Linked DNA regions of Homo sapiens: region 1 is linked to region 2. A link is an interaction called in ENCODE POLR2A ChIA-PET data of the cell type or tissue named here. Cell type or tissue: OCI-LY7. All regions are shown on one strand. Links, peaks and the distances in the headings refer to the core of each region. The heading gives the core; the rest is flanking DNA. Region 1 overlaps FAM199X (family with sequence similarity 199, X-linked). Region 2 holds the start of LOC286437 (a long non-coding RNA gene).

Evidence for each region. Peaks named below come from ENCODE experiments on the same cell type or tissue, not always from the same donor. Only the 100,000 strongest peaks of a DNase experiment are listed, where the experiment ranks them.
Region 1: POLR2A ChIA-PET joins it to region 2 with 5 read pairs; 5 of 35 experiments call an interaction of 5 or more read pairs at or near these places.

What each region holds. Positions count from the first base shown.
Region 1 is chrX:104,171,886-104,177,277 of GRCh38, reverse strand. FAM199X (family with sequence similarity 199, X-linked) reads right to left here. Exons shown (of 6, transcript NM_207318.4): 2 at 1,436-1,655. Among named protein-coding and RNA genes, the nearest start is that of FAM199X, 8.1 kb to the right of the region's middle. In OCI-LY7, for the core only: no CTCF peak of the experiment used is centred there; no DNase peak of the experiment used is centred there.
Region 2 is chrX:104,119,777-104,125,168 of GRCh38, reverse strand. The region is part of intron 1 of SLC25A53 (solute carrier family 25 member 53); the gene reads left to right. LOC286437 (a long non-coding RNA gene) reads left to right here and starts at 537. Exons shown (of 1, transcript NR_039980.1): 1 at 537-2,864. In OCI-LY7, for the core only: no CTCF peak of the experiment used is centred there; DNase peaks (open chromatin) are centred at 2,168 and 2,758; H3K27ac peaks cover 1,207 bases.

The DNA.
Region 1 (5,392 bases), core at 68-5,067, 52 kb before region 2:
CAACATGGATGAACCTTGAAAACATTATTCCAAGTGAAAGAAGCCAGACACAAAAGGCCATATATTCATCCATTGATATGAAATATCCACAAAAGCAAATCCATAGAGAAATTAGATTAGTAGCTGCCAGGTGATAAGGGGGAGGGGAGAATTGGGACTATGTGCTAATGGGTATAGGATTTCTTTTGGGGTTGACAGAAATGCCCTGGAATTAGCGGTGATGGCTGAACAACTGTGAGTATATTAATAACTACTGAATTATACATTTCAAAATGATGAAAATGGTGAATTTCATCTCAAATTTTTAAAAAGTTTAAAAATGTTTTAATCCAAATAATATGAAAAACAAAAATGGAAGGGTTGTGAATTACTTTTTTTCTTAAAAAAAAATCTCATCTTTTCAGTGTAGCATTGTTTATAACAACAAAAAACTGAAACCAACCGAAATAGCCATAATTAGGAAATGGATTAAGTAAATTATGATCCAGTTATGGAAAAGAATGAGATGTGTTAGCTGAAAAAAAGCATAGGGCCAAACAGTGGATGAAGTATAATCCCATATGTTTTTAACAGTATGCAAACATACTTATATCTGCATAAGCTCCTAACAGTGGTAACCATAGTAGAGTGGGACTTGGAGACTTTTTTAAATTTGATGCCATTCTGTATTATTTGAAAGCTGTTTGAAATTATAATATTCAATCCCTCTTTTGGAATAAAACTTCAAGTATTCAGATGGCTTTCAAATGTAGCAGACATTCGAGTTTATCTAGCGAATAAAATCTTTGCTGTAGGCAGGGAAAACGTCTTTAAATGTTTTATTGTTTTTACAATCAGAATATGAATGTTGTAATAACACAATCTAAATTTTCTGACAAACTGCACTTATTATAAGGCAGGATTTTCAAACAATTTACCACAAAGCCATTTTACATGGTATATATGCCACAAGAAAAAAGTGTCAGGCGAAAAACATGTCTACATACAAACAGAATACAAAATGAGAAATTATATATTTCTGATGACAGAACCAAAAATCATGTATTTATGGTAATAACAGTTTATGATATTAGGTACATAATGTGACTGATATTTGTCCTATAAGGACACAAAAGCTATTTATTATAGGGTAGGAAGTGTAACTTTGCTTGGATTCATGCACAGAAAGGTACCGATAATATATAATAATGGTAATATTACGCAAGTATTAAATAACATAAAAATCTACAAAAGGATATCTATAGCATCAAAAAGGTACATTAGCAAAAATAAAGATATCCCATCCAATTCTTAACCTTAAAACATGTCAGAGAATCTCCAGGACTGGATAAACATTAGAGAAATTTACTTTGAAGTAGAGATGAAAATATCAAAAGAAAAGTTTATACTTCTACTTCGGTAGTAACAATGTCAAGAAAAGGACAAAAAAACTTACCTGCCATTCAAACTCGCTATCTGACCAATCCCAGTAAGTGCTAATAGAAGAAGAGACATCACTGCAGACACTCCCCTCAGGAAATAAATCAAAAGAAGTGAAGTCCTGATCATCTAACAGGGAATAGCAATCATCTTGATCTCCAACAGACACAGATGAAAACAGCTCCTCACTGCCTTCTGAGCTGGCAACACTTGTTCCACAAGAAGTTAGGTTCCACCTTCAAAAACACAACACGAAAGAAATCAAGAGAACTACAGAATCCATACAATTTTAAGATATAATTAACAGGACATATTTATAACATTTATAAGGAATGTGAGGTTTTTTGTATTTTTAAAAGAGCCCCTACCTTTTAAGGAAATATACTAAAATATTTATGAATGATACATGTCTAGGATTTGCCTCAAAATAAGGCAGGGGTTGGGGAGTGGATAGAGGTACAGATGAAGCATGATGCCGTATATGAATAAATGTTGAAGCTGGGTGACAGGAACATGGGGTCCATTACACTTTTCTCTCTACCTTTGTAGCTGTCTGAAAATTTTTGTAGTACACTATTTTAAAAGAAAGTAGTATTTAAATTAGGACTAAAGTAAAATCTTCATCCATAAACAAAGCATACAGCATAGTGGTTATGAGTAAGCTCTGGAATCAGACAGTTCAAATTCTTGCTCTGTCACTTCCTAGCTAATTGATTTTAAGCAAATAACACTCTCTCCAAGTCTGTGTCCCAATGGAGGTATCGTGATGATCACATGAGAATGCATACACAGCACTTGTAGCACACATAAAAAGTGCCCAATATATGACAGCTATTATTATTGTTAAAGGAAGAGTGGGGCCATTGCAGGGCAGAGAAAAGCACTAACAAGCATCTACACAGGTAGATGTTCAAGAAGTATTTGTTATATTTAAGTAACTTTTTCATATTAATGCTGTACAGGCTCATTGCAAAGATGTTGGAAAGAAAGGAATGAATAATAAAATGATCAATAATTCCATTATCCAGCAATAACTAATCTATAATATTTTGGTAGTTTATTTTTATGTGCATACATATTTTTTACAGAATCAGCAACCATTCTGTGTATATATATTTTAGTATATTGCTTTTTTCACTTAACATTAATATGCTAAACATTTTCCTAAGTATATTACTTGAAAACATTTTAATGCCTATATAATATTCCATTGGCTAAATGTATCATAATTTATTTAACTTTATTCCCCAATGATACATAAGCTGTTTCTAATTTTTTAATATTAGAAATAATACTGAGATGAGCATTGTTTATAATTATTTATCAAAATATATTATCTCAGGATACAGTTGCTTGAAAGGTAAGTACTGAGTCAAAGAATATGAACATTTCTAAGGATCAATTTAGTCAACACCTTTCTGAAAGGCAGCATCAATTTATACTCCCCAGGGCAGTATATAAAAGTGCTCATTTCATCACAATCTTAACAGCACTAAAATTGCTAAAAATTTTTTTACCTATCTTATAGGACAGAAACTTCTTGCTTTTTTGAGACAGGGACTCACTTCTCTCATTGAGGCTGGAGTACAGTGGCACAAACACAGCTCACTGCAGCCTCAAACTCCCAGGCTCAAGCGATTCTCCCATGTCAGCCTCCAACTCCCAGGCTCGAGCGATTCTCCCATGTCAGCCTCCCAAGTAGCTGGGACCACAGGTGCAACATGCCCACTTAATTATTGTATTTTTTGTAGAGATGGGGTTTTGCCATGTTGCCCAGGCTCGTCTCAAACTCCTGAGCTCAAGCCATCTGTCCGCCCCAGCCTCCCAAACCACTGGAATTACAGGCATGAGCCACTGCACCAGCACAGAAACATTTTTATATCAAGTTTTATTTATTTAATTACCAGCAAGATCAAATTTTTAAATATTCATTAGCTATTTCGCTATGGTGTTTTCCTATGTGCTAATATTTTCATTACTAATTTTGTAAGAGTTCTTTATGTATTAAGGATATTAACATTTTGTCTACAGTATTTATTGCAGGGTTTTTTGGTTGGATCTTTTTTTGGTCTTGAAATCTATCAATCTGTTTTCCTTTGTAAATTTCCACTAGTTTTATACTATTAATAAGATAATCTTCATTGCTTTGCCAGTAGCATAGAGAATTAATCCTTAAGATAATTATTTAGTATTTCCAGTACTAACAAGCTCCTGAAGTAATGACTTCCTTATGAAAAGTCTGTTATTTACCTATTATTAGGTCGTGTCTCATCCTTCATTAAATCTACTGTTTCTTAAATTACGCACTTCATTTTTTTTAACTTCCTCCATTTTGTATGGCTAATCTTTTAGAAGTTCTTGATTTACATACAAAATTTGGACAACCTGAAAAACTTTATGGTACCTTTTCTTTTGAAGGTAGACCATTTTAAAACACTGAAACACACACACACTATTATAATTCAGTAAATAGAAAGTAGATGTCAATAAATTTTTATAGATAGTAAAAAAAATAAAATTCATCTAAGAATCCTAGAATATCTTGTAATATTACTTTCATCACATGCTCGCTAGGTGAACAGTATCCTCATTTTAGAAAAATTTTTAATTAACCAAATTATCCCAGGTCTTGCAATAAAAGTTATGAAGAGGAATCATACCCTGGTTTGAGACCAGTCTGGGTAACAAAGCAAGACAGTATCTCTACAAAAAGTTAAAAAATGTGCTGAGCAAGGTGGTGCATGTCTGTATTCCCAGCTACTCTCGGGAGGCTGAAGCAGGAGGATCCCTGGAGCCCAGGAGTCTGTGGTTATAGCAAGCTGATCCTGCCACTGTACTCTAATCTGAGCAACACAGCAAGGCCTTATCTCAAAACAAAACAAAAATACATTCTGGACACAGTAAGCCTTATCTACATTATGTCCTGAGCAAACTATTTTTCTCTTGTGTCTTCAAATTACATGTGATTTTTTTCCCTTTATTCATTCACTCATTCAACAAACATTTAGTCAGTATCTTCTATGTACCAAGTACTATGTTCGGTGCTAGGAAAAACTGTTAGATAATTGTTTTTAATTAGAATTTCTTTTTAGTTTGTAAAAATTCTGTAGAAATGTGTTTCTCTCCATGAGTAATAGTGACATTCCTTAAAAAAAAAAAAAAGATGCCATATTTAGTAATCTAACCATTAGATCACTGCCAAAGGAGTCAGGAATTTGCTTCATTTTGTGCTCTTACCTTTGGGCAAAGTCAATGTGTTTCTCAGATTTGTAATCATCACAAGGTTCTGAATGTTCTTAGAAGTCTTTGTCTTTTGTTTTTAATTATCAGCAGCAAGTAAACCGGGCTCATAATTGAACAAATCATTCATAAAATAGAATAACAGTATTTTTTACTAGTAAAGATTGTAACATTTTTTATATCTTCCTTTTTTTTTTTTGAGTCAGGGTCTTGCTCTGTCAACCAAGGCTGGAGTGCAGTGGTGCGACCATGGCTCACTGCAGGCTTGACCTCCTGGGCTTGATTCATCCTCTCACCTCAGCCTTCCCAGCAGCTGGGACTACAGGCACATACCACCACGCCTGGCTAATTTTCACATTTCTTTTTTTTTTTTTTTTTTGGAAGAGAAAGGGTTTCATCACGTTGTCCGGGCTGGTTTCAAATGCCTGGGCTCAAGCAATCCTCCCACCTTGGTCTTCCAAAGCGCTGGGATTACAGGTGTGAACCAATGCACCTGGCAAAATTTTTATATCTTCTAATTTGCAAATTTTTAAAATCATAATTTTAAGGCAATATAGATAAAAACAAAGTAGGAAGTACTTTCATCCATTGCCAGTGACAGTCTAAGTTGACATAATCTTTCTTAAAAGCAATTTGGCAGTACTATGTACATCTAGACGTTTAAAAAGGTTCATTCATTTGGAATCAGTAATTCCCCTTCTAGGATTGTGTTCCCTTCCCCAAACAGAAATTT
Region 2 (5,392 bases), core at 138-5,137:
TTCTGTGTTTGAAAGTTGTTTTTTGGCCCGGCGTGGTGGCTCACACCTGTAATCCCAGCACTTTGGGAGGCTGAGGCGGGCAGATCACTTGAGGTCAGGAGTTTGAGACCAGCCTGGCCAACATGGCGAAACCCCATGTTTCTACTAAAAATACAAAAATTATCTGGGCATGGTGGTGTGTGCCTGTAATCCCAGCTACTAGGAAGGCTGAGGCAAGAGAATCGCTTGAAACCAGGAGATGGGGGTTGCAGTGAGCCAAGATCACGCCATTGCACTCCAGCCTGGGCGACAGTGAGACTTTGTCTCAAAAAAAAAAAAAAAAAAAAAAAGGAAAAAAGTTATTTCTTTTTAGTTGAGCGTGTGCTACACTAAACAATGTTACAATACATTTTTAAATTGAATGTATTTTTTTTTTGAGACAAGGTCTTGCTTTGTCGCCCAGGCTGGAGTGTAGTGGCATGATCATAGCTCACTGCAGCCTCAACTTCCTGGGCTCAAGTGACCCTCCTGCCTCAGCTCCCCAAGCAGCTAGGACTACAGGCATGTGCCACTACGCCTGGCTAATTTTTTCATTTTTATTTTTTGTAGAGATGGGGTCTTGCTGTGTTGCCCAGGTTGGTCTTGAACTCTTGGCCTCAAGCAATCCTCCTCCAGAGCCTCCCAAAGTGTTGGGATTACAGGCATGAGCCACTGTGCCTGGCCAGAAATTGTTTTGAAAGGCTAACCAGTAAAACATTAACCAATTTACAAGAGAAAAACAGCCCCATCAAAAAGTGGGCAAAAGATACGAACAGACACTTCTCAAAAGAAGACATTTATGCGGCCAAAAAACATATGAAAAAAATCTCATCATCACTGGTCATTAGAGAAATGCAAATCAAAACCACAATGAGATACCATCTCATGCCAGTTAGAATGGCAATCATTAAAAAGTCAGGAAACAACACATGCTGGCGAGGCTGTGGAGAAATAGGAACGCTTTTACACTGTTGGTGGGAGTGTAAATTAGTGCAGCCATTGTGGAAGACAGTGTGGCGATTCCTCAAGGATCTAGAATCAGAAATACCATTTGACCTAGCAATCCCATTACTGTGTATATACCCAAAGGATTATACATCATTCTGCTATAAAGACACATGCACATGTATGTTTATTGCAGCACTATTCACAATAGCAAAGACTTGGAACTGACCCAAATGCTCATCAGTGATAGACTGGATAAAGAAAATGTGGCACATATACACCATGGAATACTATAAATATATAAAAAAAGATGAGTTCATGTCCTTTGCAGGGACATGGATGAAGCTGGAAACCATTGTTATCAGCAAACTAACACAGGAACAGAAAACCAAACACCACATATTCTCACTTATAAGTGGGAATTGAACAATGAGAACACATGGACACAGGGAGGGGAACATCACACAACGGGGCCTGTTGAGGGGTAGGGGGCTAGAGGAGGGATAGCATTAGCAGAAATACCTAATGTAGATGACAGGTCGATGGATGCAGCAAACCACCATGGCACGTGTATACCTATGTAACCTGCACGTTCTGCACATGTATCCCAGAACTTAAAGTATAATTTTAAAAAAAGGGAAAAAAAGTAAAAAAAAAAAATAAACAAATCAGCAAACTACACAGAAGAATATTAGAACAATTTCTCTCAAATTTCTCTTCCATTGAGCTTCCTGCCTGACCCTAGAGCTCCCTCACCTCTTTGGCTTACCAGCTCCCATCCTTCAAAGTTTCTGAGTTATTCTGTGGGGAATTTGAGCTACTCTCTTCCTTTAGGTCCAGGCCATCTCAGCTAGGTCCAGAGAGCCTCACTCACCTCCCCAACTAAGCAAGCATCCCTGGAGGTATGTTCTTCATGCAAGGGCAGTTCCTGAGAGAATTTATTTGGTTAGCTCATAAAGGGATTATATTGTTTTCCCCTGCACATGAGAGAGAGTAGCTGAAGTCTACTGACTTTAATGAAATTCTCTGTGAAGAGTCTGGGAGGGACGGTTTAGGTAATCCATCTACAAGGGTGCTCAGAGAGTTTGGAGCGAAGCGATTGGTGTCGTTATGATGGCATTCTATGGCACAGTAGTTACAGTGCACCAGGCACTCTTTTAAAGACTTCTCAAGTGTTCATTCATTTAATTCTTACCACAACCCTGTGAGGGACTTCCTGTTATTGTCTCCGTTTTACTGGTGAGGAAGCTGAAGCAGAGAAGTTAACTACTTTGCCCAAGTTCCTTTCCTCCTTTGAGGATAAGGAGCCAAAGGTTCAGGAATGCCCAAATCACATCCCTCTTCTTGTCCAACCACCCAACCTCTCCACAGGCAACCTGATCAGCCACCTTTATACAAAGTACAGTATTCAGATTGGAATAAAAATATATCTCCTTGACTCCCTGCTCTGAGAGGTATTTCTTCTCAGACTCCCAAAAGCTGGATTGAGGAACATGGCTTAGTTGGTACAGTATAGCAAAATGTCCTGCTTGTTGAAACTGAATTTGTGATTATCTTCTTTTTCCTCAAGAAGTCATTGAGGGCTGTTGTATCCCTATAAAAGGAGAATTTAGAGTAGCCAAATAAAAGGGGGCTGAAGTAGTCTCATTACGGAAAAAGAGAGTGTGAGCAGCCTTTTAGTAATTGATTGCCTCAAGATGTGGTATTCAGCCAGGGTGAAGGGAAAGTAGTTGGGGCTGTGGATCTGGAGGTTTACAGAAGCCTTTACCCATCCTGAGACTCAGTTCTGCTGTTGGTCTTCAGAGAAGTGTCTGCACCTGCTGAGAAGAAATCACACCACTGCACTCTAGCCTGGGCAACAGAGCGAGACTCTGTCTCAAAAAAAAAACAAAAAAAAAAAACAAAAAAAAGAAATCAGACATCTAAATATGTACAAAAAACTAATAAACCTCTGGAAAAATGGACTCAGAATAAAGACATATACAAATAAAAAATATTTGGAATGCGTACTAAATGCCACTGAATTGTACACTTTAAAATGGTCAAAATGGTGAATTTTTTGTAACTTTTACCACAATGAAAATTTTGGAACAAAAAGGGGGGATAGAACTATGGGTAGAATACAGAAGAATCAGGCCAGGGATGATGGTTCACACCTGTAATCCCAGCACTTTGGGAGACTAAGGCGGGAGGATCACTTGAGGCCAGGAATTTGAGACCAGCCTGGGCAACAGAGTGCGATTGCCATCTCTACCAAATATCTATGTTCATATATATATATATATATATATATATATATATATATATATATATATATATATATATATATATCATACCATTTGATGTGATGTCTAGTAATTGCTTTAAAATACTTCATCAAAATGTGGGGGATGAGACAAATTATGCAACATATTGATAATTCTTGAAGCTGAATGATGAGTACATGGGGATTCATCATTCATTTTCTATAATTTCATGTGGGTTTGGAAAGTTCCATTGAAAATGTTAAAAACAACCCGCTCCTCCTGCCAAATCATTTGAAAACTTAATTTGGGGAGTTTCTTAGAGCTGAGTTGACCTTTAAATATTATTAAGTATTAAAGTCTCTAGTAGCTCAGAGTTAAAGGGTATTCCCAGCAAGTTTAAGAGATGAGGAAGGGCCCTGAATGTGAGCCAGAGCTACTAAAGTAGGATGTGCCACAGGCCACCTCTCTTTCTGCTCTGGTTCCTGTGAAACATAGTGCTTGTTCCAGTAACGTCACCTCTAGGAATGTATCCTCAGGAAATAATCGTTCACATGTGCAAACCTGTATGTGAATAAGGATGCTTTTCTCAGTGGGTTTATAACAGTGAAACAAGGAAACAAGGTAATGAATGGCTCTAAAGAGGCTGGTTTAATAAATCATGGATACAAGTAAATAATTGGATTTAATGCAGTTATGAAAAATAATCTAAACACCTTGGACCTCAGTTGCCTGGTTTTTAAATGAAGAAAGCCAAAGAAGAATTGTATTCCTCAACTAGTTTTAGGAGGCCAGCAAACCTTTGATACCAAAATCTCACAAAGACATTATACAGAAAGGAAAATTACAGGTGAATCTCTCTTACAGACATAGATCTAAAAATCCTAAACAAAATATTAGCAAATTGAATCCAGCAATATATAACAATTGTAATAAATCAGGACCAAATCTTGTTTATTTCAGGAATGCCTGGTTGGTTTATTATTAGAAACCCAAATAATGTAATTTAGCATTTTAACTAATAAATGAGAAAAAAGCATATATAATAGATACAGAAAAAGCATTTCATAAAATTCAGCATCCATTGATTATTTTAAAAACTTATGGTAAATTAGGAATGGAAGGAAACATTTTTAAACTGATAAGTGGTATTTACTAAAAACCTGCAGCAAGCATCCACTTAATGTTGAATTGCTCAAAGTGGTCCCTTGAGTTCAGGAATAGGACAAGAATGTCTCTTCTCACTAGTTGTACTCTAGGTCCCAGTCGATGCAGTAAGGTAAGAAAAAGAAATGTATATGGATTGGGAAAGAAGAAATAAAACTACCATCATTCACAGATGACATGCTTGTGTATGCAGAAAATTCTAAGGAAGCTACAGATTAAAATTATTAAGAGATTAGCAAAGTCAGTGTACAATATCAACATCAAAAGACCAGTTATATTTCTATATACCATCAACAAGCCCTTAGAAAATGAAATTTAAACCAATATTTAATTTATAGTAGTATACACAATTACCTTGAACTAAATGTAATAATAGACGTACAAAACCTCAAGCAAAAGTTATGAAGCTTTGTTGACAATGTCAAGTGTTTGTGAGGATGTGGAGCAACAGGAACTCTCAAACATTGATGGTGGAAGTGGGAATTGGTACAACTTTGATATACAGTTTGGTGGTATCTAGTGAAGTTGAAAATATACACAATCTATGAGCCAGCAATTCCTCTCCTACATATATACCTTGTGTGTGCACATATGTACCAGGAGACATTAAAAACATGTTCTTAGCAACATTTTTCATAATTGTCCCCAACTGGAAACAGTCCAAATGTCCACCGACAGTAAAAGGATAATTTCTTGTAAAGTCGTAGAATGGAAAGCTGTAACACAATACTGAGAATGATGAACCGATGCCGCATGCAACCAGGTTGAATCTCAGAAGCATAATTGTAAGGGCAATGAGCTGGATATAGAAGGATATATGCATTATAGTTCTATTTACATAAAGCTCCAGAAACAGTAGTGTTTGGGCATCTATATTTGAGTGGTAAAGCTATAAAGGAAAGTAAGAAAGCAACAGCTAAAACTGTCATGAGAGTGTTTTGTTTTGTTTTGGAGAGAGGAAAGAGGTTGTGATTGGGCAAGGACTTATGGGAATTTCTGGAGTTCTGATCTGTTCTGTT